Linked DNA regions of Homo sapiens: regions 1 and 2 are each linked to region 3. A link is a contact called in ENCODE Hi-C or POLR2A ChIA-PET data. All regions are on one chromosome and are shown on one strand. Each heading gives the region's core, a stretch centred on a gene start or an enhancer-like site at or near the end of the contact. The rest is flanking DNA. Distances are from core to core; before and after follow the strand shown. Region 1 overlaps MIR137HG (MIR137 host gene). Region 2 overlaps LOC124900404 (a long non-coding RNA gene). Region 3 holds the start of MIR137HG (MIR137 host gene).

Region 1 (2,920 bases), core at 27-2,526, 44 kb after region 3:
TGATAGTGTTTTTTGGTGCATTTCAGACAGGGATACATTTCTTAATGAAGGACACTCCTTTTTCCACTACCAAGGGCTGAGTCTATTTTTTAATAAGATTCTTGTAATTGTAAATATAATGTAATCTAATTTTATGCAATTTTGAAAAATTTTAGAAGTGTAAAGAAATTTAGAAGAACAAACTGGTCATAGTCTCTCCTTGATAGCTGTCATGCGTTTTAAATATAGTTAGATAGAAAAATAGAAATAGCTACAAATACAGATATGCACACATACAGAGATACAATTCTTCCTAAAGTTATGTGATTCTTTTTTAAAGATTTTTTTTCAATGGTCAGTTTTCATTGATTTAAAAGCATTTCCCATGTTATGAATAATCTTATAAATTTTAATTATTTGTAATATCTTTTCCTCGTACAGGTATACTAAAATTTATTTACCCAGTTCCATTTTGTTGGATATTTAAGTTATTCCTATATTTTAATATTGCAAATGTCACTGTCATAAACACCTTTCAATACACTTTTAGTCAGTACTCTAGTTTTTTATGATATATTCCCAGAAATAAAATGTATTGTCTCAGATGATACAAACATTTTAAGCTTTTCAGTGCATCTTGCCAAGATGATTTTTAGAGAGTTTATCAATTAATTGCCACTATTCATATTTTAAAGTGTTGATTCTATTGTATTTATATCAACTATGTGTTCCAATTTCAGTAAAATATTGCTAACTTGATAGCTGGGAAATGGAATCATGTGTTGTTTAAATGTGCAACACCCATATTCTAAGGAGGAAATCAGAGCTGCATTAAAGATAGGGACTCATAGTAGATGGTGGGGTCTTGCAGGTGACCTGGCCTGGCTATAATTTCTCACTTATAAATGTATAACTAGACTTCCAGAGGGAGCTCAGGGCAAGTCTGGGAATTTTACAGAGCACATGCTTTGGACTTGACCTCCAAAACCCATGAACCCTCTGGGGATAGAAAAAAGAGCTTCCCATGTGCATAGACCAGGACAGAATTCCTTTCTGTCCATACCTTTAAAATATAGACATTATATTAAAATATACTCATAAATTTATAGATGAAGATTCCTCAGTAGACAACTAGAGACATAATCTATTCATACTGTAGAAATAATTTTTAGATGTAATAGTGATAATTATCTTTGCAACATGACATTCCATCAAACTAGTAGTTTTCTGACTAATTGCTGAATTATTTGGAAAGAATTTCAGGCAATAGTTTAAAAAGAAAAGGCCTTATCTTGATATGACTTTGCTTTATGTCACTTTCTGTGTAGAAACTAGTAAAAGCTTATAGCAATATTACTAACCATTAGATCAGAAAATTATTTTGACTTTTCTACTTTTTAATGAACAATAGTTTGCTTATTATTCCATATGTTGAGGTATTAGCATAAGTGAATTAAATAGATGAATGGAGCTACATTCCTGAAATTAAATTTTGTGATTTAAACTGATATCACCTTAATGAAAGATCATTTACACTAATTCCATAAGATGCCAAAATAAATTAATTCAAATTGGTTATCAAGTTACAGACAAAACGTTGGACCTACAAAGTTCATGGAAAATGTAGTGTTGTAATTAGCTGATATTTGAAATCAAGAATCTAGAAAAAATTAGCAAGGTCTAATTGAAAAAAAATTTAGACTGTAATTCAGAAAATGTATGTAATTACTACTTGGTAAGAGATTGTTGCAAAAAGAATCATAGATCACAAACAATGTAAACAATGTAATTTATTTCAACTCAAAATTATAAAATGGCTTGGTAATAAACATTATTTGCAAATGTTATTTAAAAACTTATAAATTTATTTATAGGTAAATTTTTTTGTGCATGTGTGGCATCTGGAAATTTATTCTCTAGACAGACTTTCAGGGATCACACAAAAGCAGAAAGGCTTTTCTCCCAAATCTTCTACTACTCAGGATTTATTTAATGATTAATTTGGACAGATCTGTGGGGCCTGGTGGTTTACACCTGTATTTCCAACTGTCTGGGAGGCTGAGGTGGGAGGATTGCTTGAGGCTAGGAGTTCAAGGCTGCAGTGAGCTATGATCGTATCTTTGTACTCCAGCCTAGGTGACAGAGCCAGACCCTGTCTCTAAAATTAAACAACAACAACAACAACTAAAACATAAAAATCTGAGAAGAATAATAATTGCCGGTTAATAAGTGACATAACACCAATGTGCCTTATTTATTTTCCCCAAAACTTGGAATAATAATAGTGTATATTTCCTGTTTTTAATAATTTCTAGACATTTTACTATGTTTAAATCAATTCATTGTTTGCAATAAAAGCCTCATAAATAGTGAATACATTGATATATTTAAAATATTCCCTGTACAATTATTGAGGATCATTAGAAATGTCATGTGAGAGACAGTACATACTTGGAACCAGCATTTTCTCTAAAACTTCCTAGGACTTTTAAGAGAATAATAAACTTCAAATGTACTTCAATAAGTTCCACAGAAAAGATTTAATGTTGAACAGTCTTCTCTAACTCATTTCAAGTACAAGAGCTACCATTAAGAAGTCTGAGACAAATAGTTACAGACTGGGTATTTTTCTGTAATTGTGATCCAATTTCACATTGCTTTTAAGGTCACGAAAACTCAAAGGGTATTCCTGATACATGATCTCAATCTCCAACAGATGAAACTGGCCCTCATGAGTACATGTTGCGATGAGACTATCTTCAAAATTGAAGTGATTATGAAAGTATGAACAGGATAATGTGTCAGAAAATATACAAAGGATTATTAATAAAGCAAAATGAACATAGGAATCAATTGCTTAAGTGTCACACGTTACTGATATCACAATGATGACATAAAACTTTTAGACTTCACTTTTGTTTTTAAAAGATTTTGAAAGAAA
Region 2 (3,033 bases), core at 473-2,972, 37 kb before region 3:
CTCTGTACTCTATGAAATATAGGGATAAACTACAGGCACTTTTAATCCAACCAGTAAATTTTTTTAGAGTTATTAATCTCTGGTAGAGAATCAAATAATTCAAATATTTAAACAAGTTAGAAATCAGTATGCTTACATGATCCAAAAGTAATCCAACGGAATTAAGTGTAATGCTATCTTCCCAGAACTTAGTTTTTAAACACATATACACATGCAACAAACATAAAGACTCCAGATAAAAATTGATTTTGATTATGGTCAAATACTGACAAATAGGTTTATCTTCCTTATTCTGCATCTCAAACCATAGTAGAAAAGAATATTAATGATGAAATGTATAAAGGGTTTATGTAATAACTATGGTAAAGATTGATTGAGCACCATTGCTCCGCGAACCGTCTAAAATAAATGGGGTCTTGAGAAAGAGATATTTTTCTGCATCTCAAAGCCATCTCCTCTACTTGGGCTCACAATACTCTCTCCTCACCTGTCGAGGCATCTTCTCACCTGTCGAGAGCACATTCATAGCATCTTTCTTTTACAGCTTCATCTCTCCTTCTCCATGGGCTTCTTCCCTTGTGTCTCCAAATATGCATGATTCTCCATTTAAAAAGCAAAAATTATTTCTTTTCATTCTTCTAATTCTTCTAACCTATTAATATATTCCTTTCCACAAATTTTCATAGGAATCATATGCATTTTACTCTGGATGATGAAGGCTAGTAAGACTGAGCAGCATGACATGAATTCATTAACATATTTAACACTAGGCAAGGGTCGTATGAGATTCACTGAATGAGATTAGTAGCCCACAAATCCTCTTCTTTACTTGCTTCTTTTAAGAACTCAACCATTCTCATTTCTCATTACTGAGCTTCCATTCAAACTAAATATCCTTTGTTCATTCTTCAACTCTTCAACAGAGCACATTTCACTCTTTTTTCATAACAATGAAGCTCTGGCTGCTTTCCCGCCTTTCCACACTCTCATTTGAGGTTACTTGCATTGTCCCTCTCTATAGCTTCGTCTGTCTGCAAATGCCTCCTACAAGACACTCTTTTCTCCTTAGCATTTACTCTTCAGGAGAATTCATCCAGTCTCATATCTAATCACTGACTCATTCTGCAAACATTCAGAGGGTGTTTATTCTATGCATGCCAGTGTCCTGAGCACTGAGTTCACAAGTATGAGTAAGGCAACATACTTGTCCTTAGAGAGCTTAGAATTGAGTTGAGGAAAAGACAAAAAAAAAAAAGAAAAGAAAGCAGTTATTGAGGTGTAGCTAGGACAATGGGCCCTGCAGAGGAGAGGAAGCCTCCTAGATAACGGAACATTTGAATCATAACTTAGTAGAAGATGGTCAGGTATTTAAACATATATATACATATATACCTATATACATATTTAATATGTGATATATGTTTACATAATATTATATATACACATAATATTATATATTATATATGTATATATGTGTATATATTGTATGTGTAAATGTGTGTATATATACACACATATATGTGTATATATTGTATGTGTATATATACACACATATATGTGTATATATTGTATGTGTATATATGTGTATATATACACATATGTGTCCCACATGCCTAAAACTTACTCCTCCTTTTTTTTTTTTTTTTTTTTTTTGGAGATAGTGAGATGGGGTTTCCCTCTGTCACCCAGTCTGGAGTGCATGATCCTGACTCACTGCAACCTCCACCTCCTGGGCTCAAGAGATTCTCACGCCTCAAACTCCTGAGTAGCTGTGACCACAGATGCATGCCACCATGCCTGGCTAATTTTTTGAATTTTTGGTAGAGACAGGGTTTTGCCATGTTGCCCAGGCTGGTCTCAAACTCCTGGGCTCAGGTGATCTGTCCCCCCAGCCTCCCAAAGTACTGAGCCACTTTTGGCCTGGTCACTCTCTCTTTCTTTAAAACAACTCCCCTCTTCTACTTCGCCATTTCTTTAACACTGCAATGGGGCTCTCTGGTCCACTAGACTTGAAAAGCCCACATTCACATTCTATCATTCTTAGGAAAAATATATTTTGCCCATACCAATTATACTGTTACCATTTTAACTTCAGAAAATCCTGGATGGGTGTGAGCGTTTGACTTAAAAAAGTACAAATCCTAGGTTTTCTTGCAATCAGTGAATTTAATCAGTCTGGGGCAGCTTGGGAAACAGGTATTTTTTTTAATATCACCAGGTGACTCTAATATGAAGCCACTTGTCTATGTTCTCATCACTACAAACCTCCATCTAATCTGTCCCTAATCTGTTTCAACAGAAAAATGTCAAATTAATCTTGCAAAAACACTGCTTTAATCACATTTCTCAGATCTAATACAACTGGAACCTTCTCACTTGATCTCTGCAATTTAAAATTCTAAAAAAATTCTGTCTTCTAACAAATATTCTTCATTCATTCATGTAATCAGCTGTTATTCAGTATCTAAATGTTAGGCTCAGGGAACTGATAGTTCTCAACTCCTCACAGTCTTCATTCCAACAAAAAAGACAGACACTATATAACCACAATTAAGTGTGATCAGTCTTAAGACAAGGAAATACTAGACTCTAAAGAAACCCATAACAAGAGAAGTTAGCTTAGTTGTCAAAGATGATCCGCTACGCTTTAAATTGAAACATCATCAAAAATTTATCAGGTAAAATGGAGAGGGAAAGGGACGATTTCCAAAAGGTAGGCCAGCATAAGCAGCATATGGTGGTTAAGTGAGAGAGATACCTCACCACTTTTGAAATGTGGAAATAGTTTCATTTCTAAGGGGGGTAATTTGTAAGGAGAACTGTTAGATATGAGTGAGGCCAGACCACACAGGCCCTTATAATGCAGCTAAGGAGTCTGGACTTTATTCTGAAGGAAATGGAAAATCACTGAGTACTTTTATGCAGGGAGTCATTTGCAAGTTTGTGTTTTTGAAAGATCACTCCAGCAGCAATGCAAGGAACAGATGAAGGGGAAGCAAAATTAGAGTTGGAGAGGACATGTGAGAGACTTGC
Region 3 (2,719 bases), core at 214-2,713:
ATTAATGTATATTGAAACAAAAGATCAGGTAAATTGTTTGATTTGTCTTCAAGCTATATTTTTAGACTAATTTAATTCATAACTGTTAGGTTTTTTTTTCCTTAAAGAGATTATCAAAGTTTTAGGAGACACATTCATCTTTAGAATTTTCCTGAACACTAATTGTTTACTACAGAATTTATGTAATGTATGTTACCAAAGAAAAGACAGCAGAATCAAAGTGACCATAGTTTTCAGTGTTCAAATGGATGACAAAAATCAGAGGAAATATGGAATTTTGAGATATATTTAATAAAAGATAGTCACATATCTAGATAATAAACCCTATTTCAATATTTTTTAAACCTATAACTATAAATGGGTGGGGGGCAGTCATCCCATTGTTTGCAATATGTCTTCTTTCCATGTATCAAACATTATTTTTTAAAACTGGTTTAAACTTAAAATCACGATCAACAATTAGTGAGTTATCTCTTTTATTGCTATATATTTTTCTATTACAAGTGGAATAGAATTTATTGGCTATCGATAATCCACACTCTCTTTCCCTCCTTCTCGGTATTTCCACTCCCTCCCCCATCCCTATATTTCCCCATCAACTGATCTGGGAAGACTGGAAACAGACCAAAAGGGGTTTTGGCTAGAGAGAGTAATTACAGAATTAGAAAGGAAAACTCTTCTCATCTCCTCACTGCAATCATACTTAATGTTCATTATGTCAATTTTAAATGATACAAAATGCCTTCCCCAAAAGGCATCCTGGTTTTAAGAAGTCAAAAGGGTACCTGGCATTAAACAACCTTGAATCAATCCTGGTGGGATTAACTGGACTGAGTTTCTGTATACTGCACATGCTATGGATCTACTTTGATCACAGTAAGGAAAAAAATGAGAATAGATTTTTTTTTTAAAGAATTGCTGCACAGGAGTGTTCCGTTTCTTTTATATGGCAGAGTTTGATCTTGATAAAAACCTTTTAAAACATCCTTTTCCCCCCACTATGGTAAAGAGATCATATCTGTTTTTGCTTTTCTTTAAGAAAAGAAAATGGGGATTGCTTACACGGGGAAAGAAAATTTTATTCTCCAACACCCCCTCCCATTCTACTAAACCATTTTAGTCGACATATGTTTGTTATCAGAGAGAGGTGCTGTGAACACACAGCCATTTTCTTAGCAGCTTTTTGACTGTATGTTACCATAGTCCCACAAGGCATTGGTCCTTTCCCATTGGGAAGTCATGAATAAGAGACTATGAAGCTTGCACGTCAGATCTTCCTCAATTAATCCACCATTAGCATGTTTGGGATCCACTACTGGATGGTTAACAGCAGCTTTTGTAACTGTACGCCGACCATATCGAATTATGCTCTGCTAAAAATGAACTCTTTGCAGACCAACCCTCTCGGCTGTCAGTGTTTTCCGTTTTCCTATTTTAACGTTTGTGTATAGTGGCAGGCGACAGATGGTGTAGATCAGATCGATTTGATTGCATTAGATGATTTTTTCCCTTCCCCACTCCTTTCTGGAAGCTCGCATCAGCTGAAGGCTATCGCCTGGGACTCCTCGGAAGCATGAGCAAGCCGCCACCACGCGAAGGCACTGGGGCACAGCCAGCGCGAGGCGCCGAGGTCCCTTCCCAAGGCTTGTTAACACTGTAACCCGGCACTCGGAGAGAAGAAGCAGCTCACACTGCCCAGAGCCTACCTCACTGCACATCAGATGACTCCCTGGCTTCTACACACAGTTGGAGTTCCGCTTGAAACCTGGATTTAGAGGGTAAGCACTTCAATCGAGATGGATTTGTGACAGTTACTTTGCCATACAGCAAGACAAATCTCAGCAAACGTAAAGGATGTAGGATGTATGGCAGAGGCAGACTATGTTTACATCGAAAAATGTGTTTCTTTTTGTCTGAGAACGAGAGTATTATTCAGTAAAGATGTGTATACTCTTTTTCCATTGACTGTAAGAGTCGACTACCACCCTCCTCCCGATTTTTTCTCTCTCCTTGGTGTTTCCCCCTTTCTACTTGAGAGGGAAGGAGAGAGGGAGAGGGAGGGAGTCAAGGGGGAAGAGAAAGAGGGAGAAGGGGGGGAGAGAGAGAGAGAGAGAGAGAGAGGCATTTCAGCTTTAGCTTAATTGGCTTATTTCCTCAAACCCATTGCTTTGTCGCGTTTCTTTATGTATTTTTGGTTGCAAATTGCGAAGCGATTAACTGGGATGGGTGTTGGAGTATGGGGGATAGCATAGGAAAGTACTGGGAACCGTCAATCAGTCGCGGTGGCCTTGAGAGATCAAAAGGTGCTGAAAGCCCCCTGCCCGCAAAACACACCTCTAGTTATTGGGGCGCGAGAGAAATGTAGATTCTAATAAACATGGCTTGCAGGAGTCGATGAACAAAGGTACTTAATGCGGACCTAAGCCTCCGCTGATATTGTTCCGCTAGCAGTATCTAAATATTCAAAAGCGAAGTGTAAGTTGATCAACAAACGCCCTGATGGTATTGGGCTTTTTCCCTTTTTTGTTTTTGTGTGGAGGGTGGAGAAGGGGGGGAGGGTGGATGGGTGGGGGAAATCCGACAGCTTAAGGAGGCTTGAATTGAATATGCACCCAGCGGCAGTGGTCTCGTAGGAAATGGTGTTCTCGTAAGTCAGGCTGCCCCGCTCAAGCACGAGAGAGCTTTGGTTAGAGCTCAGAGCGTCAGTTCTGCTGCGAGT

What was found. Hi-C counts contacts between places; a loop is a spot of excess contacts on that map. ChIA-PET counts read pairs that join two places held with the same protein, here RNA polymerase II (POLR2A). Pooled maps may share reads with other maps.
Region 1: a map of PC-3 shows a loop between it and region 3 (8-fold over the local background). The contact joins the enhancer-like site here to the promoter of MIR137HG in region 3. A Hi-C loop is called at or near these places in 12 of 168 maps with a recorded cell type or tissue (Caco-2, Calu3, GM12878 and 9 more), 1 of 37 single-sample maps with no recorded cell type and 9 of 50 pooled maps. POLR2A ChIA-PET finds 5 or more read pairs at or near these places in 5 of 52 experiments (AG04450, PC-3, PC-9 and 2 more).
Region 2: POLR2A ChIA-PET joins it to region 3 with 17 read pairs in BJ. The contact joins the enhancer-like site here to the promoter of MIR137HG in region 3. A Hi-C loop is called at or near these places in 3 of 168 maps with a recorded cell type or tissue (IMR-90, PC-3 and endothelial cell of umbilical vein) and 1 of 50 pooled maps. POLR2A ChIA-PET finds 5 or more read pairs at or near these places in 4 of 52 experiments (BJ, H1, OCI-LY7 and 1 more).

What each region holds. Positions count from the first base shown.
Region 1 is chr1:98,003,852-98,006,771 of GRCh38, reverse strand. The region is part of intron 3 of MIR137HG (MIR137 host gene); the gene reads left to right. Among named protein-coding and RNA genes, the nearest start is that of MIR2682, 40 kb to the left of the region's middle. Within about 2 kb of position 1,276, at least 2 of the 41 ENCODE cell types and tissues checked have a DNase peak (open chromatin) inside an H3K27ac peak, as active enhancers do; they include PC-3 and PC-9, where a contact is called at or near this core.
Region 2 is chr1:98,085,045-98,088,077 of GRCh38, reverse strand. All of the region lies in intron 1 of LOC124900404 (a long non-coding RNA gene), which reads right to left. Among named protein-coding and RNA genes, the nearest start is that of MIR137HG, 37 kb to the right of the region's middle. RefSeq lists an enhancer at 647-1,196. Within about 2 kb of position 1,722, at least 2 of the 41 ENCODE cell types and tissues checked have a DNase peak (open chromatin) inside an H3K27ac peak, as active enhancers do; they include IMR-90 and PC-3, where a contact is called at or near this core.
Region 3 is chr1:98,048,437-98,051,155 of GRCh38, reverse strand. It overlaps MIR137HG (MIR137 host gene), which reads left to right and starts at 1,463. Exons shown (of 5, transcript NR_046105.1): 1 at 1,463-1,778.